Linked DNA regions of Mus musculus: all the other regions are linked to region 1. A link is a loop called in an ENCODE intact Hi-C map of the cell type or tissue named here. Cell type or tissue: heart. All regions are shown on one strand.

What was found. Hi-C counts contacts between places; a loop is a spot of excess contacts. Peaks named below come from ENCODE experiments on the same cell type or tissue, not always from the same donor. Only the 100,000 strongest peaks of a DNase experiment are listed, where the experiment ranks them.
Region 2: a loop joins it to region 1, with 2.7 times the contacts of the local background. A loop is called at or near these places in 4 of 42 quality-filtered maps.
Region 3: it touches region 1 in a loop (3-fold over the local background); 10 of 42 quality-filtered maps call a loop at or near these places.

The regions. Positions count from the first base shown.
Region 1 is chr16:35,152,000-35,159,999 of GRCm38, reverse strand. It overlaps Adcy5 (adenylate cyclase 5), which reads right to left and starts at 5,136. Exons shown (of 21, transcript NM_001012765.5): 1 at 2,765-5,136. The coding sequence starts at 3,901. In heart, CTCF peaks have their summits at 3,431 and 4,120; DNase peaks (open chromatin) are centred at 3,629, 4,129, 4,819, 5,699 and 1 weaker place; H3K4me3 peaks cover 6,119 bases; H3K27ac peaks cover 4,461 bases; H3K27me3 peaks cover 4,945 bases.
Region 2 is chr16:35,224,820-35,232,819 of GRCm38, reverse strand. The region is part of intron 1 of Adcy5 (adenylate cyclase 5); the gene reads right to left. Gm46550 (a long non-coding RNA gene) reads right to left here and starts at 3,648. Exons shown (of 3, transcript XR_001781915.2): 1 at 3,639-3,648; 2 at 894-896. In heart, no CTCF peak of the experiment used is centred here; DNase peaks (open chromatin) are centred at 3,099 and 7,977; H3K4me3 peaks cover 564 bases; H3K27ac peaks cover 6,519 bases; H3K27me3 peaks cover 554 bases.
Region 3 is chr16:35,051,539-35,059,538 of GRCm38, reverse strand. All of the region lies in intron 3 of Hacd2 (3-hydroxyacyl-CoA dehydratase 2), which reads right to left. Among named protein-coding and RNA genes, the nearest start is that of Hacd2, 33 kb to the right of the region's middle. In heart, a CTCF peak has its summit at 3,011 (motif pointing left); no DNase peak of the experiment used is centred here.

The DNA of each region.
Region 1 (8,000 bases):
GCTGAAGACCAAAGGAGGAGGTAAAACTAGCTGAAAGGCCAAGGAAAGGGTAGGTGGGCAGATATCCACAGGGGTGCGCGAGTGGATGGAGGAGGGAAGGAGCAGGTGGGGAGAGAGGAAGGAGCACCCAGTGCCACCAAGAGGGGCCCCTGCACCTCCGGTCTTAGTAGTCTTCCAAGTGAAGACCAACATGTTAAGAAGCCAAGTACTGCTTCCCTAACCAAGCCTAGGGTGGAGCCCAAGCATCAAAGGGGCGGGCCGAGGGTGGAGCCCACGCATCAAAGGGGCGGGGCAAAGTACACACCAAAGCATGCTGAGAGCCCCCGGGCTATAGGAGAGTAGAGGTTAGCCTTGCAGACTTGAAATAATGTTTGCACAGTTTACTGTCAGCCTACTGCATGGCCAAGACACCACAGGGTGGAGAGGCAGGGGGTGGGGGTGGGGAGTGGAAGGAATCAGAGCTCAAATACAGAATAGGTTTACTATCACCACCTGTCCTGGGTATGTGTCTTCCTTAGGGAAAAGAACTTACCATCTAACCAGACACCCTCCAACACCTGCTGCTTTAGAGCAATCTGAGGCAGCTGGTCCATGACTGTTTCCCTGTCACCCAGCACAGTTTTTACTCAAGAAAGACACATTCTGGGTGATGCATAATCTGAATGGTAAAGTCAAGTACAAACAAAAACAAAGGTGCTGTTTTCTCTAAGGCCAAACAGAAAGGATGTTTGTGTTCCCATCTTGGCCCATTTCTATGGAGCTCTGCTAGACTTAGAGAGAAAAAAAAAAAAAGTTAAGTCTAAACCTACACTCCAAAACCTGCAGCCAATAACAAAGTCTAAAGACCACAGTGGGAAAAGAAGCCTGGTGTGTGGAAGGGTAGAGTAGAAAGGGAGGAGAGAAGGGCTAGCCTGAGGAACCACCAGGGAAAGTCCATCTGGCCAGCAAGATTGCAACAGTCTGTTCATGCTAAGACGAAGCTTGGATTTAGCTCCATCTCCGAAAGCCTATGTTCGGGACTGCTTCCTGTTATTGTCAGACCTCAGGCTCTCAAGTCTGATGCTGTAAATACCTTGAGCTAGAAACCTCCACTGCCACACACACAAACCAAAGGCTCTTCCTTCCAAAGAATAGCTGTGCCCACCCCCACTGACACAACGCCCATCTGAGACTGAAGCTCCATATCAACAGTAGCTACACTTTCAAACAACGACCATAGCTTAAAAGATTGCTCTCAAGCTCAAAGCTGATCTCTAAACCCCACCCTTTCTGATACCCGGTCAGAAAAAAACATCACTACCACCTATTTGACCTGGTCCACTCACTGGACCCCAACCAAGCTGGAGAGATGTTACTAAATCTCTAGTAAGTATCTAGTATACCTGGGGAAGGGGGTGGGGAGAGAGAGACAGAGAGCTCAGAACTCCCAGGAGGTTACACTAGCAAAGTCAATGGGTGGCTGAGAAGAACAAGTGTTTCAACTTGCCTCTGGGACCACTGTTAACCAAGCAGGGGGGAGAAAACCCACCATGGCCATGAGAGGAGATCTTCCCAAGAGGCGAGGCTCCACACGGAGAATGCTGGGAGTAGAAGGGGCATAGTCAACCGTAAGAGAGAAACTTGGGACCCACAGAGGTTCCTCCCAGTCACAGTGCCTCCTGAAGAGCCAGAACCTATACGGCTGTTATTTCCTATTTGAGGATGTACTAAGAGGGCTCAGAAGAGCATACCCATAAGGATGCAGAATTCAATAGGATCAAAGTCTGGGAAGAAGGTAGAAATGGAAAGGAGGAGGGAAGCAGTAACAACAGAATTCTGTTAAGAGGGCCTGTGAAAAGAGGCAGATACCAAAGGAGGTAGAGGAGTGTTTGGTGCGCTCTAAAGCCACACTCACCCACTTGCAAGACCCCAGTTGATGCTCCAACTGGGCAACATACAAATAAACAGGCCCCATAGGGCTCATAGACTGGGCCAGAGAACAGGGTGTGGATACCAGGGAGACTGTCTCACCCTGGGGTCAAGCCTGAGTCACCAGTTAGAATCATAAGTTTGCTGTCCTTCTGAGTCCTTTGTTTGCCCAACAGGTCCCTGTACGGATATAAAGTTCCTACGGGGCACCATCCAGGAATGTCCATTGGAAGGGAGTGTGGTGCTCTGCCCAGCTGGAAAGGGGATGGGAATCACACACATCTCAGGAGCTCCTTACCCCTTGTGCTAAAGGCAGAGTTGTGGCTTGGGTCACTTTGGAAGAGAAAGCTAACTTAATCAGTCCTGCTTAAAGAGCTCAACAACTCCCAGCAGTCCAGCCTCAGGGGGCAGGGTTACAGCCTCCTCCTTAAGACTGGGCGACAGTCTTCCACAAGGCTGGAACCAGGGACTAGCTAACAAACCCAGAGGAGCTCAGGAGGGGTCGGCTGCTAGAGGGTCCAGCCACTTAGGTTGGGAGTGTTGTTTATACAGGACCAGAAGTTCTGAGAGAAATAGGGACTCTGAACATTTCTCAAATCCCCCTTTCTTGCTTAAGTTGGCAATTGTGACTAGTTCGAGGAATGTCTTCTACCAGGCCAACAGCATTACAAGCCTTACAAGAGTAGTCTTTAGTAGGTAAAGAAGCTAGGCATGGCGTGATGTGGCGTGGCATGAAGCCTTGTCTCTCTGGTTACTTTTGACCACTTTTAACTGGTGTAGACTTCATCCCTTTTCTCTAAAAATCAGGTCGAGGTCTGCCTACCCCTCAATCAAGTGTGGCCTAGTGGGGCCCTACCTGTTTCAGCAGAAACTGGTCCTGGGAGTTGGTGTGCAGAGAGATGGCCAAGTGGAGAGCCGACAGAAGCACCCCGCTGAGCACCGCAGCCCTCATGCGCACAGGCAGCAGGGTGTAGATGGTATAGATGAAGAACACGGTCCACCAGATGCCCTCGGAGGCGCTGCGTGGCTGTGGCAGCAACAGGCCCACTACCTGGACGGCCAGCACCACTGCAATGAGCGCATAGCAGGCCAGGCCCATGTGGTCCTGGTGGAACGCTGCACGGTTGCAGAGCACGGCCATGATAAGGATCACGCCCACAGCAGCTGCCAACACGGCCAGGTAGGCTATCTGGAGCGGGGGGCGCGCCGCGTGGAAAGCCAGCATGACCAGGCACACAAGCACCAGCACGGCCATGAGCATGGTGAGACTGCTCTGGTTCAGGCGGAAGAAGTAGCGCTGGTACAGACGCTCCAGTTTGTCCGACGGGAACTTCTTAGAGCGGAATATCTGCAGCAAGGCCAGGCAGCAGGCGCCCAACGACAGCACCGCGCCGGTCCCAGAGCCTGACGCCACAGAACTGCCTCCATCCTCCGACCCGTCTCCATCCTCGACGATGCCAGTCCCGGGCTCCAGCTCCTCGGCCGCTCGGCCTTTTCCTCGACGCTCCTCCAGGCCCAGCTCCACCGAGCGGGGGCGCACCTCTGTGCCACCTGCGGCCGCTGCGGCCGCCGCCGAACTGCCGCTGCCGCCCGCAGGGGGCGCCCGGGTGCTGCCCCCTCCAGCCGCGCCCCGCCGCTGCCGCCTGCTGCCGCGACCGCCGTCGTCGCCACCGCGCTCCTGCCAGGCGGACTTAGAGCGGAAGCTGAAGCCGAAGCCCCCAGCCAGAGGGTCATCACCGCTTAGTGGAGGGTCTTCGTCGTCATCGCCACCGCGCCAACGGCTGGCCAGGCGCTGCTGCTGTTGTGGGGTCACCGCTCCCCCAGATCTCTTGGTGGAGCCGCGGGTTGATCCCCCGGGGGCGTGGGGGTAGCCATTGGCGCGGGAATCGGCTTCTCCCCAAGCGGCGCGATGCTCCGGGCCTCCCCGGGGCGCTGGCGACGCCGCTGTCTGTGCAGCGTAGCCCGGGGGGCTCACGCTTTTGGAGCCGGACATCCCCCCCTCGGCCTCGTCGTCTTCTTCCTCTTCCCCCGGGGGCCGGGCCGGGGGTCTCCAAGGAGAGGGCGGACAGCCAAGCAGGGGGACCAGGCTAGGGTCACACGTCGAGGGAGGCCCGGGGCCCTGCGCAGCAGCGGGACATCGTGGCACCCCCGTCCTGAGCGGTGGAGGACAACGGGAAGGCTAGCGGGGAGACAGCGCAGCCCCGAGGTGAGAAGTAGCTACGAATTAGAGTCCAGAGTCCCAGGTCCGAGACGGAGTTGGCTCCGAGCGGTGGCAGTGGGGACAGCTCTGACTGCTGCGCCGGACGCAGAGATGTCCGGACTCCTGGCTCGCGTCGAGCTCAGGCTGGGAGTTGAGGAGCAGGCGGGACGGAGAGGTGTCCTTGCGGGCGGCGCCTCTCCGAAGCTGGCAGTTCCCGGGCGCGGCGCTCGTGGCTTTTGCCTAAGCCGAGAGCAGCGACTCTCCCAGCAAGGTGGCGGCGAGGGCGGCTCGGCAGGGGTCCCGGCACGGAGACGCAGCGGGTGCCCTTTGCTCGCAGCGCACTGGGAGCGACTGGGAGGTGCAGGCTCCTGCCAGCATTATTTTCTTACGAGGGGTGGGGAGGTGGGATGGGGGGTGGAGAGGACGGGGGAGGGGGCGGCGGGCGGAGCAAGAGCTCCGGAGCCCCGGGGAGGAGGGTCCTGGAGCCCGGGGGGGCCGTCGCCCGCATCCCCCACCTCCGGAGGCGCGAGTGGGAGCGTGGCCCCCGCGAAAGGCGAACAGAGCCTCCGGCGTGCCCGCGCAGGGGGCGGGGGCGAGGACCGGCTCCTGCGGTGCGGCCCTTCCCCTCTCGTCTCCTCCTGTCCCCCAGACCCAGCAGGCCGGCCCGTTCCGGCAGGTCCCGAGGGTTGAGTCGCTAGCTCCGCAAGCCCTGGGTTCCTCGTTGCCGGCGGCTGGCCCACCGTAGCCGAGCGCAGAACCACTACGCGGAGGGCGGAATCCGGCGCAGCGCCGCCGCCGTTCTGCCCCAACGCAGGCGGGCTTCTCCCGGGGACCACGGCATCCAGCGATGGAGGGCTGCGGCTCAACAGCAGCCGGCCGATAAGGGCCGGCCGAAGAGCCGCGGCGCCCCGGGGGCGCTCCCGAGGGGCCCGAGGGAGCCCGGCTCCGGGCGCGCCATGCACGCCTCGGGCCCTGCGCCGCTCCGGCCGCTCGCGCCGCTCCTCCCTTCTCGCCCGCTCGCCGCCGCCGCCGCCGGAGCGCCCTCCGCATCCCCTCCTCCCGCCGCCTCCCCGCCCCCCGCGCCGCTCGGGCCTCGGCTCACAGCGGCGTGCGGCCGCCTCCGCCCTCTGCCCTGCCGCCGCCCGCGTCCTGGCCCCGGCACCCCGCGAACATACTCAAGCCGGGCCCGGGAGCCGCAGGGACCCCCGCTCCCCTTCCTCACCTATATTTTCACTGCGCCCCTCCCTCCCTGGTGCCTGGAGCCGGGTCAACGGGCGGATCCCTCGTCGGACCTGGGTAGCGGGCAATCCACCCCCGATCGGGTCCTGCGACCCCAGTCCTATCTCCCCTCTTTTTATTACCCTTTTCTCCCCCACCCCCATTCAGCCCAACTTCAGCTACGGTGCTGCTCCCCCCTTCTCTGGTCCGGCTCTATTGGCCGCTTCCAGAGCTGTCAGACTCGAGTCCGGCGCTCTTATTGGGCGATTCTGTGGCCCGGCGACGGTGCCAACGGAGGGCGCGCCGGGTGGGGGGCGCCCCGACCGCTACTGCCGCAGGGAACTGGAGACAGAGTCCCTAGAGAGGACGGAGGGACCCAGAGCCAGACCCGGAAATGAACTAGGGAGATGCAGAGACTGAGGATGTCTGGGGCACAGAAAGACAGCGATGGAAAAGATGGAGTTGCTAGCAGTGGGTGAGGCCGATGCAGCCAGGGTGGGGCGAGCAGGACCACTTTGGAGCATAGTTACTAAGAGGAAACACCACTGACAGCTGTGGGAACACCTGGCGTTTATAAGGAGCCCTTTGCCTGTTCATGTGTTTTAAATCCCATGTGGTTCTAGTAACAGCCATGGGCTCGGATGGGGGACAGGGCCTGTGTAGCTATTTCCTATTTGCAAATGTGGAAACTGAGGCTCTAAGAACTTAGCCAACTTGGAATACACCACACAGGTCTCCTAACCCACAATCCAAAGATCTTTTCTTCAGTGCTACGCTGGCTTCCACACCTACCCAGATGCTCCCACAGGCAAGCTAGTCTCCTTGCCAGTCAGGGAAGCAAAAATGACCCTTCTGGGAACTCCTGAATAAAGGCAAGGGTAGACAAGAGTAGACAGCTGAGTAGAAGATCTGGGTCTGTCTGCCTCTTCAGCTCCCTTGACCCCCTAAGCTGTCCTAACCGGAGTTCTGGCAGTTTTGCTTGGGGAGGGTGACTTGTATGCTGTCAGCCCCTTCATCCTTCTGCCGTCCTCCAAAGTTGACAAGAAGCCTAGAGGTCCACATCCTCCTCCACTGCTCATCTCCTTGGCAACTGAAGATAAACCTTGCCAGAGCTGCAAACCGGGAGGAGAGAAAAAAAGAATTCCAAGGGATCTGCGTAAACGGGATCTTGAGTAATCCTCCAGCCTTTGAGTAATCTATGGTTGGCTAAGTAGTAAAAGCAACACGAACCTAGCCAGCCAAACCCTATCGCGCTGGAAACTTGCAAAGCATTGTACCGGGCTGGATGCTACCAGGAAAAGACAGCAAACTGGGTCTGGAACTCGTGTAATCAGGGAGGGAGCAAAGCTGGCCAGCCCCTCTGGCTCAGCCACACTCACTAGGCAACAGGATTCCAAGAGCCTGTCAGTGTACGGCAAAAACCATTGTTTCCCTCTGTGAGTACCAAATCGATTCTGGGGGTGCAATCTAGGTCCAGCAGGGAAAGAAGATGGGCAATATTTGTTAAGCTTCTTGGTACTGTAGGGATATTCTATTGTCAGTGTCAAACACCAATAAGAGAACAGATTTAGTTGTGATCTTAATTGGTTTTTCTTTGTGATTTGGGAATCAAGCAACAGCTCGTTCTGGGTAATAGACTGAGTGATCTGATGAGCTACACAGAAGCGCTTCAGCTTTCTAGACAGAAAATGGCTGAAGAGGCAGAATCGGAACAAAGAGGGCATAGCTCATTTCAAAGAAGGTGAAACCGGAGTGGGACTTCCTTATCTTGTCAAGGCTGGCACGTTTGGGAAGTTCACACCTGCATAGTCTCTCTCTGTCCCCCTAGGGAAGGTCAGATGATTAACAATGTGGCCTGCTGGGACTTGAGTCTGGTGCAGGGTCTCAGTTTGAATCAGCCACCTCCTGTAAATTTTGCTCAACTGACTTAAGGAAAGGATTACTCCAGCATAAAGATGAACACATTTCCAGAATTCTGCCATTGTAGCAAAGATGTTTAAGAGACACTTGGGACATAGGCAACTGCATGCACAGAAGGCATGTAGACAGCGAGGTTACTGGGCAGCCTTGCATCCTTGAACCTGTTCTCACTCCTCCTCCTCCCTCCCTCTCTTCTCTCTGCCCCCCACCCCCCACCCCCCACCCCAATCCTCCAGTCCTGCTAATTGAACCTAGGACTTCTAACCTAGCAGTAGTCCCTACCCTGACATTATTTCGTTTGGTTTTTTTTTTTTTTCCACAACAAAAACTGTGTGCATCATAATAATGTTAATGGTTTTCATGTCAATAAACAGTTTATTTACAATACTCAGTTTAAACACATTCTCACTATGTAAACCGGACTGGCCTTGAACTTGTAAGACCCCTGCCTCAGCTTCCTGAGCACTGGGGGTTACCAGTGCATACCACTACATTGGACTAATGTCCCTTTTCTTGTTGGAGTAAAATTCCATTGTGTGGGTATATTGGAACTGGCATAAGCGACACTCTTCTGTTAACTGTTACTCATTTTCATGGTCATTCATAAAATATCCCATTCTTTTAGGGGTAATAAGCAATTTGATAGATAAATCTTTACATGCATCCTTAGTTACAGCCTTGGGAGAAATTCCTACAAGTAAATTTGCTCAATCAAAAGATGAGCATAATAGCCTTAGAATATTTCAGAAATCTG
Region 2 (8,000 bases), 73 kb before region 1:
GCTGGCTCCCCAGGGCACCACTGACTTGTAGCACACTGCACAGCCCACACCCACCTGGCCCATCCTGGATCTGTGGGGAATCCCAGAGGAAGCCAGAGCTCTTCAGAACCAATGCCACGCCAAGGCTCCTGACGACATTGTGGGAACCATGAAGACGGGGCAGTGTGGAAAAGCAAAGACATTCCCACATTAGATAGGGTTTGAAGGAGGCGGCGTGTGAATGAGAAGAGGCTCAGGGGCTGAGAGGCGCCTTGGAAACTCAGCACAGTGGCCTCACCCACCCACCAACGACTACTGCAGCTCCCTGACCTCTGGCAGAAGGAAGAGTTTGCTCTGTGGCCTGGCAAGAAGGTTTGTGGGAGAGAAGTTTATTTATAATCCAAGTGCAATAAAGTTTCTCTCTTCCAAAAAATCTCAACTTGGAGAACAATTATCCTCTCCCAGGCTCGGCTTCCTCCTCCTGCTTCCACCGAGTCAGACAAGCGCTCATTGTTCTGCGTGAGCACTGGTGACAGTTGAGGGGGATGGGGGTGGTGGGGGTGGAGGGAAAGGGTTCAGGGGAGGGAAATGCGGCCGCACCTAAACGCCAACTTCCTGCTTCTACCCTACAGGTGAAAGGCAGCACTTCCAAGCTTTCCCATGCACCCCTAACTTTTTGCCCACCCCAGCCACCTATATCCCTTCCCATCTCCTCACCTCCAGGGATGGCAAAATGTGTTTTCTCATACAGCTCAAGCTAGCTTCAAACTTATTATGTAGCAAAAGACAAATTACTGATTTCCCTCGTCTCTCCCTCCAAGGGCTGGGATGACAGACATGTGTCATCACCCAGAGGCTGTGTAGGCACTGGAGACGCAACCCAGGGCCTCCTGAACTCTAGATAAGGATTCGACCAACTGAGCTATATGCCCAGCCATGGCCAGTCAAAATGTGGGAAGGCTTAAAAGAAAACCACTACAGAGAAAGGGAAACTTCCAGCCAGCCATTCCCATCCAACTGCAAATAGAGGACAGACTGAGGACAGTTTCAGTGAGGGCTGTCCTGGATGAATCCACTGCCTCATGGACAAAGGGGCACCTGGTGTTTCTCATACTAGGCCGTATTGCCAGCTCTGCCAGGTGCTTCAGCAGGGAATTTTGGGTTCTGAGAGTGCCCGAGGTGAGGAGACACAATGGATGGGATGCTATGTTGAGAGCCAGGACATGCCAAGTCCAGCCTTGTGACTTGGGAAAAGCATAAAGCCTCCTGGAAGCCACGTAGCCTGCATTCATCTCTACGGTGGTACTGATGACTCCTGTAACAAGACAGTGTGTACAGGTGTCAGGGGTGCGACACAGCATGGGCTGGGGCTAGCAGTGCTCCTAGTGATTGACCCAGTGAGGAATGGCTGAAGATGCCACCGGGTCTGGCTTGGCTTCTTTCTGTACTAACCCATCATGTCTCCATCATTCTGAACGGAGGCAAACACACAGCGGGTACCAGTAACCCCTTGTCTGCTAAGCCAGGGAATTGAAGGCTAACGGATCCTTACGAGGTCTCAGATATCCCAGCTTACCCATGAAGAACGTCCCAGACCTGCAGTCAGTGTTGCCTGACCCTGATCATGACATGGGGCCCAGAGGGGTTCCCACCTGTGTCAAAACCAAGCAAAAGCTGCTCAGATGAAAATAGTACATACTATGGCCACTAAGGGCTGGAGAAGAAATCTCCATCATCAGAGAGATGAGCCCTAAGACCTGTCTGTATGTCCCTTGAGTGGGAGGATAGCTCTGCAGCCTCATGAAAAGGCTTGGGAATAGCAAATGATCTGATCTGGATTACAGACTGTCTGCTCTCTCTCTCCTTCCCTGCCCCACCCCAGGACTGGCCGGTGTGGCCAGATCCTCCCCTCTCTAGGCCTCAGGAGGTTCCTTCTTATGAAAAGCAGGAAGAACACAGCACATGGGTTTCAGCTGTTCCTGGAGGACACCGGCATCCTGGGTCTGTGGGACTCCTCATCGTGATGATTCAGCTTCTCTAAGCAAACCCACGGGGCTCTGCCCCGTCTCTGGCAGCTGTGCTGCCAACAGGATGCAGGCAGGTGAACGGGTCTTGTGCCGAGGCTACAGGAGCACCCCTGGCCTGCTGCGTGATGCAGGAGGAATCAGACTCCCTTGAGGCCAATGACCTCCTAGCCTGGGAGCAGAGGGCCACCGTTAAACCGCACCATTCCTGATGGAAACATGGGGAAAGCATCCAGGGACAGAGTGTGGGTGACGCTCCCCTATACACTGCCTGTCTTTCTGCTCCCTCTGCTCCAGAAGATGTCTCAAGGTCTCTGGAGGTCTGCTTCACGGGCCATAATCACAACACCTCTTCTTTAGGTAGAGAATTTAGAACCTTCTGGTTTAAAAATAATACACTTGCTTAAAGGCTGTGACAGAGTATGGTAGTTTGTCCAACTCAATTTATTGTCCCTTCTTTCCAAAATAGTACACACTTACCAAGTGTGACTCAGCGAGACAATGCTGCCTAGTCCGGCCTGGCGGCTAGGTATGGCCAAGTGATGGTGTTCAGGCAGGGGTGTGAACAGAAGTGACACGCGAGGCTTCCACATCACTGCTCATTCCAACTTCGCACAAGCCCCACCCGGTCTGTCCCAGCAACCCCCAACTGCCATTTTCTTCTAGACTGGAACACAGATAGTCTCTGACCTAGCTTTCCCCGGGGTGACGGTGGGGTTGGGGGGGATAAAGAAAATGGACTCAGGTAGCATAGCAGGGCAATAAAGGGAAGAAGAGGGTTACTAACCTGGACCAGCCACATGGGGACTATCACACAGAAGATATGAACTCCTTCTGAAAGCCACCCTACCCTACCCCGTGACTGTGGCAGTATCTCAGCCTTGCCCCTCACTGGCAAGCTGTAAGCAGAGAGGTTTCCAGAACTCAGTCTGCAGGTGGCAGCCTCCCCTCCCCCAGTCTCACTTCAGCTTCCTTCTCCTTTCTTCTCCTTTCTGTGCACAGCACACAAAGCCGGAGGAAACAGGCGTGGCTGGGGATGTGAAGACTCAAAGCCTCTCCAGACACCGACGAAGGCTTCTGGGCAGTAGTCCTGACAAGAGCTGGGACCAAGCCCAGACACAAAGCAGACATGGAGTTCATGAAGGAAGGAAGCGCACGGTGGCTGAACGCTGCAGGTGGGGAGACAGGGCCCCGAGGAAAGAGGACACGGGCTCTGCAGAATGTCAAGGAGACGAAGCACGGTGCGAGAACAAACAGAGCTCGGGCCTCAGAGAACCCAAAGCTTAGGTAGGGTCTTCAGTACTTCACGTGATGGCTGTGAGTAACCTGGACTTGAATTCCTCACCTACAAGACAAGGACGGTGCGAGCTACTTCTTGGGGACCGTGAAGACTCAATAAAGCGATCATCTAAAAGGTTGGAGAAGCAATTCTTCCACTGTCTGTCCGGGCTTAGATGGACGGGGAAAGCAAGATTGGGGAGCCCCCAACTCACACACACAATGCCAACCCCCTGCAGCCAGGGGAGGGCATCAGGCTCAAAGCTGGGTGCTTCATTAGAGGATGTCCCAGGAAAGTGACCCACGCCCAGACACACACCCTGAGCCAAGCTGCATTCCGACCCTACTCACAGACACTACCCACAGACGCTTCTCTCTCCCGGGCTTGGAGGACTGGGCAAGAGCTGGAGTTAACACCAGCTCCGTGCCCTTTGTGGGTGACATTCTGGGCTATCCCATGAAGGATTCCAGACATGGGACCACCCACCTGAAGGCAAAGGTCCCCTTTCTCTGTTCGGTGGCCTCTTGAGACCCTGGCTAGGACTGACAAGACAACAGCAGAGGCTGAATATTCCTTACCTAAAGCTAGGGGAATGGAAGTCTTTGCCTCGGGTGAGAGCCAAGCTCCAGTCTTCTCTGGAGGCTATCAGCAAGCACAGGCTAACCTGGGCCAACTCAGAAACCATCCTGGACTAACAGATCTCCATACCGCCAAGGGCAGGGAAGCAGGAGCTAGCCAAGGGCCTCACTGCTGACTTCAAGGATGACTCTCATATAGGCTCCTCATGGGGCTGAGGATTGAGTGAGGGGTCCTTAGAAGGCAGGCCAAGTAGAGTGCCTGAGGACTTTGTAGCGAGAAGGGAAGTGGGCTGTGGCCCTGCCCATCAAGTCTCCAGTCTCCTGGGCTTCTTCCTCCTTCATATCTACAGCCCCCAAAAATCTAAAACAAGCCACTAGATGATCTGGGAGAAGATGCCTTATCTGTCCCAGGTGAAGCGGGCACTACCTTCTGTTGGCCATGCCACAGAACCTGGGCTCCTTGACCCCTCAGCCATGAAGGTCATCTGCTTGCTGGCATGATGCTGTCTCTCATCCATGAGTCTCTACCTGCTCCTGAAAGTTGAGCTTCAGTACTAGCCTGCCTAATGCCTCCTCTTGCATCTCAGTTCACCCTCATGTGTCCAGACAGAGAGCTCTGCAGCCCAAGAAACCCACCCCGGCTGTTGTGGGTTTCCACCAGAGAAGACAGCTCAGACATGGGTTTAAACCAATAGAAAGTCTTTATTAGCAAGCCAGTGACTGCTATGGGTGTTTGGGATAGCCCTGAGCCTTTCTCAGGGCAAGCTTTTAAGCACAAAAGCCACATTCTGAGTTGACATACTTCAATTAACAAGAACAGTGAGCCAAAAGTGGAACTACAGAAGCCAGAAATTCTATGAACTTTGACAGGTTAGTCCTTTTTTTTAGTCTTGGCAGGTGGTACTATGTACTGAGTTTTACAGCCTAAATGGTATTTCCATCATGGAGTCAGTCATGCTAATATCTGGGACTATGTTAACCCTAGCCATCCTTCATCCTCCACTCTGCTGAGGTTTTAAAAGCAGCACGCACACCCCAGTGTGCCGGAAATAACACATCAATGCCCCATGGGGACGTGATAGGGTCCAAGATATGAAACGGACCCTAAACTCTTGTGTTGAAGGTTAGGTAACTCGATGGCAGTGCTGTTGACAGGCTATTAGACAGTGATGGCACTAACTTCATCAATGGATCAGGCATTGATGAGTTAGTAGCTATTGATGAGTTTCTGATCTGGGTCTCCAGAAGTTGAGGACGGTCAGAGAAAGCAGGTCATTGAAGCATGCCTCTAAAGGGTGTATCTTGTCCCCGCCCCTTTCTACGTGGCCTCCCCTTTCCTTCCTAGATGGACACCAGCATGTCTCTCCTGTGCCTTTCTGCCATGACTCATCTCGTGGGCCTAGAGGCAAAGCTATCCAAGGACTGAAACAAAGAGTCAATACATATGTCCTTCTTTACATATTTTCTTCTGTAATTTTCCTTCTCTCCATAGGTCTTCCTCAGGTATTTTGTCAGTGATGAAATGTTGACCAACAGAAGCAGATTAGCTATTAGGCCCTCAGGGGAGTTCATGCTAAGTGCACTGGGTGAGGAGAGAATGGTGTGCTGCTTCTGCCTCTGTGAAAGAACAAACTAGAGTTCCTTGAATGGCTCAGATAGGAGTGGAAAAGGCCCTGACTTCTCCAAACCCACATCACATGCTCTCTGTATGCACATCTTCAGGGACGAGAACATGAGGACCTTGTGGGGACAATGGTGAGTCTGGCACCCTGCAACCACCACCGCTATGTCCCCATACCCAGGGCACATAAGCCTGCTGGGATAGAGGATGGGATGAAGTCGTCTCTGGAAGTCTGGGCCCACAGAAGTGGCATGAAAAGGAAAGTGAATGGAGACTTCCCTGATAAATGAGCATTGGCGAGTCTGGGGATGTGTCAACCAGGTTCTCTTAAGGGGACCACGTGCACGAAGGCAACAGAGTCTGCAAAGCTGCCTTTGAACCTGGGTCGCCTTGGCACTGACAAGCAGAGGAAAAGACAGAGAGGCTGTGAGTCCTCTGCAGTGAGGAACTCTCTAGAAGCTATTCAACTTTCACTGGTGCTGTTCCAAAAGCCAGAACAGGATTAAGAAGATGACAGTCTGGAGAGAGACAAAGTCCTATTAGTTGCAGGGTCTCACACAAATGCCCACGACTCCCCACCTCTCAACCCCATCCCTGGAGGTGCTAGAGATCTGACTCCTTTGACAGAGGAGTGAGCCAGGCCCCTGTTGGGATCCAGCTCATGTCACTTAAATAGGTTATCCTTGCCAGAGCAAATTCTCTGCAGCGCTCAGATAAGTCCTAGCTCCCATCACTGACACCTGCTGAACTGCAGACTAAGGCCAAGAGGCCAAGAGACCCCGGGTGGCAGAGGATCAGGTCATCCCATTTCTTCCACGAGTTCTCTTGGACACCTTAGCATAAATCTCTTGACTTTTTTGATTCCTATAAATTCAGGGCAAGTTTCCTAGTATTTGATTTCTATTTCTCGGCTGGTTATGCCTGGCCTGCTACTAATGCTGTATATTAAGGAGGCCCAGTCAGTGTGTGACTAGCATGGTGGGACATGGCCCTGCCTTCAGAGAACTGATAACTAAGGTAGAAAACAAGCAAACAAACAAAAAACCAAGAGAGAATACACAGACAGATCTGGGAGATCAACACTGGGTTAAGACTCAAATGTCTGTTTGAGTCACAGAGGTCAGGACAGGCATCAAGGAGAAGGCAGCAGTTTGGCTGGGAGCAGGAAATTATCTGCTTGAGGTAAATTTTTCAGATAAAACAACTGTCCCCAAAAGTCAAAAGTACAGCTGGGTCAGAAAAGAGGCAACCAGAGGGGCCTGGAGAGATTGTTCAGTGGGTAGGGGGCATCTGTCGCTCTCACAGGGGATCTGAGTTTAGTTCCCAACACATAGATGGTGGCTCACAACCATCTGTGACTCAGTTCCAGGGAATCCTGTGCCCTCTTCTGACTTCTGTGGGCACCAGATAAACATACGGACATGCAGGCAAAATACTCACATACATAACAAACTGAACACAGCCAAAAAATTAAAAGAGGCTACCACAGCATGGTAACCAGAGGACAGCAGGTAACTAGGCTGTGTCACTCAAATGGTCCAGAAGGTGAGCTCTTGTCTGCCAGATGAGAAGCTCGGCTTGGTCACAATGTAGTTAGCAGTCACTGTAGTTAGCTGGCAAGATAGAAAGGAATGTCACGGTGACAGTGAGGCTGGCCGTTGTCCACTGACTGCTTACCGGGTGCAGGTATAGCTGCATCTAACACTCAAGATAATGCTAAAAGCTGGGTGCAGTTACAAATCCCATGCTATACACAAGGAAAGTGAGTACCAAGAGGCTGAGGCCACAGATCTGGGGAGTGATGGAGCTGGAACCCGAACCAGGGCTCGCTGATTCAGAAACCCATGCTCTCAACCACTAAGCTACCTTTCCCCTCCCTGATTCCAAGGAGGATCATTTGCCTGCAGTTGCAAGGAGAGATGCCTGTTAGGAACTGAGTCTGGGCTCATGACTAGATGTACGAGGGACATGGGGCTGCAAAGGAGACATGCGTCCAAGGAGTCTAGGAGGGATATACTGACATGATTCAGAATGGTCTTTCCCCACAAGTCCAGGGAGGCATGAATGCACAGAGGCCTCTTGACAATGAGGAGTGGAAAAGAGCACAGACCACAGAGGAGGCGACGAACTCGGAATGACGAACAGAGTGTCCATACCACAGACCCTGGCATGTCTTTCCTAGTCAGTCTCTTTCTTCAGCATCCCCAGCTCCTCCCTGAACGTGAGCCTTCGCAGATCACCCTCAGGGGAAGGAAGCTCCCATCTACTTTTTCCCCTTCCAGGGCCCCATCTTCCACTAACACCCTACTACGGTCCCTTCCAAGTTCAGGTTGTGGTCTGAGGGGAAATAGATGGGCCTGCTTAGTATCTGTCATCGAGTCTCTATCTGCCTCGGAGTCCAGAGCGGGGGACTTATTTATCAAGTCTGTGCATGCGAAAGCCTGCGAGCGCGTGTCAAGAACCTAAAGCTATAAACAGCTCTGCCCCTGGAAAGGAAGCACAGCGCCATTTGTCCTCGG
Region 3 (8,000 bases), 100 kb after region 1:
TAATGTGGTTCACTTACACAATGAACTACTACTTAGCTATTAAAAAACGAAGACATCATGAAATTTGCAGGCAAATGAATAGCACTAGAAAATATCATCTTGAGTGAGGTAACCCAGATCCAGACAAGTATTGTTATGTACTCACTTATAAGTGGACAGTAGCCATAAAGTACAGGATACTCATGCTACAATCCACAGACCCATAGAAACTAAGTAACAAGGAGGACCCAAAGGAGGATGCTTGAATCTCACTCAGAAGGGAAATAAAATAGACATTGGAAGTGGATGGGGGAGGAAAATGGGTGGGAGAGGGGGGTAAGAAGGGAAACAGGGATGGAGATCAGGTGTGGGGTGGAGGTAGGGCTCAAGAAAGGGCTATGAAAGAGAACAGAAATTGATGGGAAGGCATCTCTGAAATGAGCTTGAGACCAGGCACAGGGAAGGCTCCCGAGAGTTTATGGGGGTGATCCTAGCTGAGAGATATGGAGAATGAAGTGGCCACCTCCTGTAGCCAGATGGGACTCCCAGTGGTATGAGGGGAACACCAAACCATTCACAAAACCTCAATCCAAAATTTATCCTGCCTACAAGATGCACAGGGATAAAAATGGAGCAAAGATTAAGGGAATGGCCAACTAATGTCTGATCCAACTTGAGACCCATCTCAAGGGCAAGAACCAATTCCTGACACTACTACTAATACTCTGTTATGATCCCAGACAGGAACCTAGTATAACTGTCTCCCGAGAGGCTCCATCCAGCAGGTGATGGAAACGGATGTAGAGACTCACAGCCAAACTTCAGGCAGAGCTTGGGGAGCCTTGTGGAAGAGTGCAGGATAGAACTGAAGGAGTCAAAGGAGTCAAGGACACCACAAGACCTACAGAGTCAACTAACCTGGGCCTATGGGGGCTCACAGAGACTCAATCACCAACCAAAGAGCATCCAGGGGCTGGACCTAGGCCCCACACACATTTGTAGCAGATGTGCAGTTTAGTCTTCATGTGGGTCCCCTACCAATTGGAGTGGGGGACTTACCCTAACTCTGTTGCCTACCACTGGATCCCCTTTCCCTAACTGGACTGCTGTGTCAGGTCTCAGTGGGAAAGGATGCGCTTAGTCCTGCTTTGACTTGATATCCCAGGGTGGGGTGGTACCCAAGGGGGACTTGTCTTTCTCTAAGAAAAATGGAAGGGTGTGATGGGGGAGAAGTTTGTGAGGGTGGGGCTGGGAGAAGAGGAGGGAGGAAGTCACAATCAGGATGTAAGTGAATAAATAAATAAGAAAAAAGTCACTTAAAGGGGCACAAATAAAAGAATGAACAAAGGCGACTGGGCAAATGGAAACAAAATAAGGTGTAGGTCATATCCTAATACCAGACAAAGTACAATGAAAGGGGAACAGCAGTCAACTGTGCCATCTGCAGTGGTACATGCCTTCAACCCAAGCTACGCAGGCTGCAGAGCCAGGAGGATCACACATACAAGGCCAGGAAGAACTGTTTACAAGACCTCACTAAAAATCAAAGTCAAAAGGAGGCTGAGAATATAGTTTAATGCAGTGTACTTGCTTAGCAATGTATAAAGCCTTGGGGGATTCAAGCCTTGTGTGTGTAAGAGAGAGACAGAGCCAGAAAGAGAGACAGAGACAGAGACACAGAGAGAGAGAGAGAAGAGACAGAATTTAGATGTATTTTATTATATAAATGTTTATCTATGTATGTCCTACTTTGGTGTCTATTACTGCAATAAAAACCCCAAGATCAAAAGAAAGTTGGGTGGTGGCACATGCATGCCTTTGCTTCCAGCAGGTGAACCTCTGTGAGTTATAGTCCAAGACAGCCAGTGCTACAGAGAAACCCTGTCTCAAAAAGTGAAAAACAAACCAAAACAAAAGCTGATGGCAATCCTTCTACCTCCCACAGCAACCGTTTTTGCTAAAACAAAAGCCACAGGAGATCCCAGGGAAATGAGATGACATTGATAATTTTAGGGCACTTTAATTGGCCAAATGAACAAAATATATAAGCAATGATATAGAATAGCTGTTTTAAAAAGAGAATATATACTGAACTTTATATCTGTAAACAAAGAAGTATATATTCCTTCAAAATTATCCGTAAAAACTGAGTTGATAAAAGGTTTCTCAAATTGAGTAAAAAATATAATGAACTAGGCTGGAAAGATGGCTCGGTTGTTAAAGGCAAGGCTCACTACCAAAAAGTCAAGAATATGATAAACATCATAATCCCGGTCAGGTCAGTTGGAACACAGCAAGACTGCCTTAGTTAACAAGAACAAAGATGCAGAGAGGTTGCTCACACATCAAGTGTGTGTTCCTTTTATTTCAGGATTTACCTAGTCAACTGTCACAGAATTAAACAGCAAGTAATTTAAAAAGTTGAAAAAAACAGAATTTCTTTTGGGATGACAGGTGCATGCATGACACAGCACATACATGGAAGTCAGGGACAACTGCGGAAGGCCGTGAGTTTCAGGAACTGGACACAGGTCAGGCTTGGTGGCAAGTGCTTCTACTCACTAAACCATTTTGCTGACCCCAATAATTCTTTTTCTGAAAGATGACTCAACAGATGTTACATGTCTCATTTTGGTCTCTGGACAGTGTTTCCACTTTCACTGGTCTGATCTGGCTTTTGAAACTAAGAATATAAATAGAATGTTTTCTTGACTTCAGACTGCCACAAACTGTCTCATCGGGAATTTCTAAAGTAGAACACTTGCTTTCATGGACAAACCAAGCTGTGTTCAGCTTAAAGATATAATTAAGAAATATTGGACAAGGCCCTCCCAGATAATACACAAAGTTCTAGTTGTTTCATTATTTCCATCATTGATGACTGACTCAAGAGATAGCAATATAAAAGCACCTACCCATACCCCCTTTCTCTGCTGACTGTTCAATCAGCTTCAGCTAGCGGTTCATACTATACATTTTTATTAGAAAAGACTTCCCAAAGACTATCCTCTTTTAAAACAACGGTGCCCTCTAGTGACAACTGTGGGAAAATATTCTAGAAAACTGAATCAGTCCTTGGCGCCTGTCATACAGGCATTAGGGCGTGAATTAGATCCCCAGCAGCCACATGAAAGCTGTGTGTGGAGATGGATGCCTACAGTCTCAACGCTGAGATGGGAGGAGACAGGCAGATTCCTAGGGCTTGTTAAACAGCCAGTGTGGCTGAGCTGGTGAGCTCCAGATTCAGTGAGAGGCCCTGCCTCAAAAAGGTGGAGGGAGGAAGATGTCTGATGTCAGCCTCTGTCCTCTCTATGCATGCATGCACCCTACCCAAAGACATGCACACACTGCCTCAGTTACTTTTCTGCAACAACAATTGTGTACTAACAAAAGCAATTTAAGGAAGTGTTTATTTTGTCTCAGTTCAAGGTACAGTCCACCACAGTAGGAAAGCTAAACAAAAGGAGCAACTGCTTACACTGTCTGTGGTTACGATGAAGAAATCAATGAATGTTGTACATGGCTGGCTCACTCTTCCCTTTTTACACAGTCCAGGAGCCCAGCCAGGGAATGGTACAACCCACAGGGAGTGGGTCTTCCTACTTCAATGAACTTAAGATAATCTCCTATAAGCATGCCCAGATGCCCACTTCCCAGGTGATTCCAGACTGTCTCAAGACTAACCACACATACAGAGAAAAAAAACCATAAAAATAGTGTTGATTTTACCCCATTTCTGCTTTCTTAAATGACTTTCAAAATGCACCAAGAATGGCAGTGACACTACTATGCTCGCAGTGCACTTGCTGACACTCACACGGGCACACTGACACCTCCAGCACATCCTCGCCACTCAGACCACTAACTAACCTTACTTATGACATGGGTGAGGAGGAGGAGAAATTTTTAATACCTTCAAAGATGTTTGCAATCACAAACTCGGGCTTCTCCTTCAAGGGCAGCAGAAGGAAGCTTCTGGGCTCTTTTCACAAAGTAGCCTTCTAAACTGCAAGTGGGCACAGACACCCAGGTTTTACATAGACCTTGGATACTGAATGCTCATGAGGTGCAGGCAGCCTGCACAGCCCTGAGCAGCTGCCTTGGGGTCCTAAAGAGCACACTCTACTTCTCCCCTCTTTCTACGTTGAGGCATGTTTGTGCAAAGCAGGGAACAAGTAGCAGAGCTGGGTGTTCCTGGCAAAGTAGGTGCTAGAGTGCAAAGCTAGAGGTGTGAAGCAGTTTATTCAGAGAACAAGAATGGAAATCTTGTGCAACAGGAGCAGAACATGTAGGTGCCAACACCACTTTTTTTCTTTTGTGGGTCATGGGAGGAAAATATATCAGGAAGCAACAGAATGAACTAGAACAAGGAGGCTAAGCCGGTGTAGTCTGAAGGAAGCAACTGAGTTGGCAAAGGTCTCAGTTCACTTAGTACTATTCTGACAGAGCTATGCAATGCGGATGTGGCCCACCACTGCATTTGAATAAAAGGGGAAGGCAGTACCAGAAAGGGCTAGAAGGCTAGCTCTGGCAACCTACCACCCACATGGCTCTCCATGGTGGAGCCTGGAAAGCCTGAGTCTCACCACAGCAACAGAAAAGTAACTGAGAGGGGGCAGGGGGCAGGGGCAAGGGGTGGGGTGGGGTGGGGTGGGGTGGCGGATGGATGTATGAGTACTGGGATGTGCATATCACGGTACATGTGTGGCAGTCAGAGGACAACTTAAGGAATTGCTTCTCCTCCTGCCCTGGGTTCCAGAGATTGAACTCAAAAGACTTCAGGCTTGCCTGGCAAGTATTTTTATCCACTGAGCCATCTTGTTAGCCCTTAAATTTTTTTTTTTGTTGGCATGTGGGTGTGTGTGCATGTGGCGGGGGTGGGGGGGTGGGGGTGGAGGAGGAGGTAAGATGTCCTGTCTTCCTCTACTGATCTGTCTTATCTGTCTGAGACAGGGTTTTTCTCATTGAGCCTGAAGCTCCCCATTTCAGTAGTCTGGATGGCCACAGAGCTTCCAGGATCCGCCTGACTCTGTTTCCCGAAGCTGAGGTTATAGACATGTACGAATATGCCTGGCTTTCTACATGAGTACAGGGGATTTGAACTTAGATCTTCATACTTTCACAGCAATTGGTCTCCCCTACTGAGCTATCACCCTAACATTTAAATGATCTGACTACTGACTATTATACGGGATTCAGAAAAATATAACACTGTACTATTCTCATATTAATAATAACAGTCATCACTTTACTGAGTAATTTTCAACCTACAGACACTGTTGCATGCTCTGCTCTTGCCCTGTTGACATTCACAATGGCAAGGTCATTAGCTCCTTTTACTCAGACAGAAATGAAGGTGTAGAAGATCTGTATTACTCCCAGAAGCCACAGAGCTCACAAGCACTCCCAGCCTGATTGAGCCAGATTTTTTTTCATTAATTTAGAAGAAGAAGAAGAAGAAGAAGAAAAAAAAACCCAACATTTTAAGGCTGTAAATTTCTAAAAGACTAAGTGCTTGTAGTAAACTCCCAAAATGGCAAGAGAAAATAAACCACTATTCCAAAAATGAACTAACTGCAGTTTTATGAGTTGAAAGAAAGAAAGAAAGAAAGAAAGAAAGAGAGAGAGAGAGAGAGAGAGAGAGAGAGAGAGAGAGAGAAAGAAAGAAAGAAAGAAAGAAAGAAAGAAAGAAAGAAAGAAAGAAAGAAAGAAAGGCAGGCAGGCAGGCAGGCTCTCTTTAGGTAAATGCTAAAACAACTTATTTTATTGTTATCATTAATTATTTAACTGTCCCCAGTTGGTTTTTGCCTGCCCAAAAGAGTTCCTGGCAGCCAATGGCTGGCAGGGAGACAGAGGCGGGACTTTTAGGATCCCCAGAAGGGACTGAGGGGAAAGAAGTGATTCTGCCATAACGAGGATGGAAGATGGACCACACCAGAAAGTTGCAGGAGAGAGATACAGCAGACATGTAGGGACAGGAGGAAATGGGCCCCAGGAGGGCTGCCTGCAGTTGAGGGAAATAGGTGTTTTAGGTTCACACAGTGCAACTTTTACCAAGGTCACTTCAGGAGCGGCTTGGCCCATCTGATGGGCTGCAGCAACTTCGGTGCTGTGAGTTGGCAGAGTCTCCAGGATGAAGAGAGGGCAACAGAGCAGGGAACAGGGCTGATCTCATCTTGGAGGAGCACTTCGAGATTGTGTTATTTACTGGAAAACCTGTTCCTAGTTGTGGTGTGGCTCAGCCCTACCACACACCTTTAATCCAAGAGCTATCTGTTTATTGTAAATAGGACTAAATAAAGTCATCTATATAGGTCAAGAGGCAGAACAAGCACCTATTGACAGGGAGTGAACACAGGAGAACAGTGAAGAATAGGAGGAAGTCGGGAGGACAGATAGACACACAGGAAATAGAAGGGATGGATATTTAGTTTGATGGGTTTTTGAGATGCTGTGGAGAGGGAGAACTTCCTTTTGGGATGTCTGCTGAGAAGACAGGTCAGCAGGTACTTTCTCTGCCTCTCTGAGCAAGCAGGCTTTCACCCCAACAGCTGACTCCCACATCTTTATTGGTAAAATAGAATATTTGAGATTTTTTTTAAAAAACAACCTTTGCATCAAAATATATTACATGGTTGGAGACATACAATATGGAAGGTTAACATCTGTGTTACCTCATTCGTGGTGAGATTAGAGATATGAAATCTAGCACTGGGTCTTGTCAACTGTTCATGGAGAGGAGAGTTAAGACATAACACACAGAGGTAGTGGAGCACAGCAGGAAATGAATGCTGGCTGCTGCTATGCACACTGTGCATCTATGGCCTCAGGAAAACCCACATGGGAGTCTGATGAGATGCTCTGAACTCTTGCACAGGGATGAAAAACAAGACAATCTGAAACACAGTTGGGGAATGGAATTGACAAATGTGAGTGATAGTTTGGGGATAGTGTATGAGAGAAGGAGGTGTCTGTGAGGAACTCTAGGTCTAGCATGGGTGACTGAAAGGCTGTGGCTGGTGGCTCCCCTGACAAAGAGAATTCACAGGCAGAGTGAGTCTGGGGATGTGGGGTCTTGCTGAGGAGCTGGTCCTGGTGTGCATCAAGGAGGGGAGATCTAAGAAGTGTGCAAGTCTAGAGTGTGGGCACAGGTGTGGTTGGGAATTAAGAGGGTGCTATGCATAACTCAAGTACGAGAAGGGAAGACAATGCCCAGAGAACCAGGGCAGGACCTGAGGACACTGACTATGGACATGGAGACAGTGGCACCCATGGAAGAAAGGAAATAGAGAGTGAACTGGAATGCAGCTCAGAGGGGGAAGCACTGGCCATCAAAGTGTCAAGACTGGAGCTAACCTTATACCTACAGGTAAGGTAGATATACCATTACAGAAAGCCACAACCAGTCCAAAGGTAGAGAGGAACTGACTGTGCGTGCTCAGTCCCAATTAATATATCTATAACTCAACACTTACCCTAAGGCCTAGAGAACATTGAGGAAGAGGGGGCAGGCAGGAAGACTGTAAAAGCCAGAGGAACCAGAAAGTCTGCTGCAAGATTGTGTCTTCTAGATGTGACAGGGAAGCTGGACTCATAAAATATCAACAATATAGCTGTTTAAACAAGATCTGAACAAGGGGAGGGAAATTCCAGGGGACCTTATGTACAGATGAAGAGCTACGGGCAATTAAAGACTGCTGAGAGAGAAAATTAGTCTTCCCTAGGGATGAGCCCCTCAAATGATTAGCCAATCCCAAGTGGCCAGTCCTAAAAACATATATTTACATATTTACTTTCATATGTGTGTGTGTATATATGTGTGTGTGTGTGTGTGTGTGTGTGTGTGTATACATGTTGTGTGTAAGCGCATAAACAGCAGTGAGGAAGTGGCATCTGCCATACGTGTACATGAAGGGTCAGAGGAGGAGGAAACCATAGACTCAAAGGTTAGATTCAACTTTGTTTTGTTTTTTTAAACAGGGTCTCATTATGTAACCCTGTCTGGCCTGGAGCTCACAGAA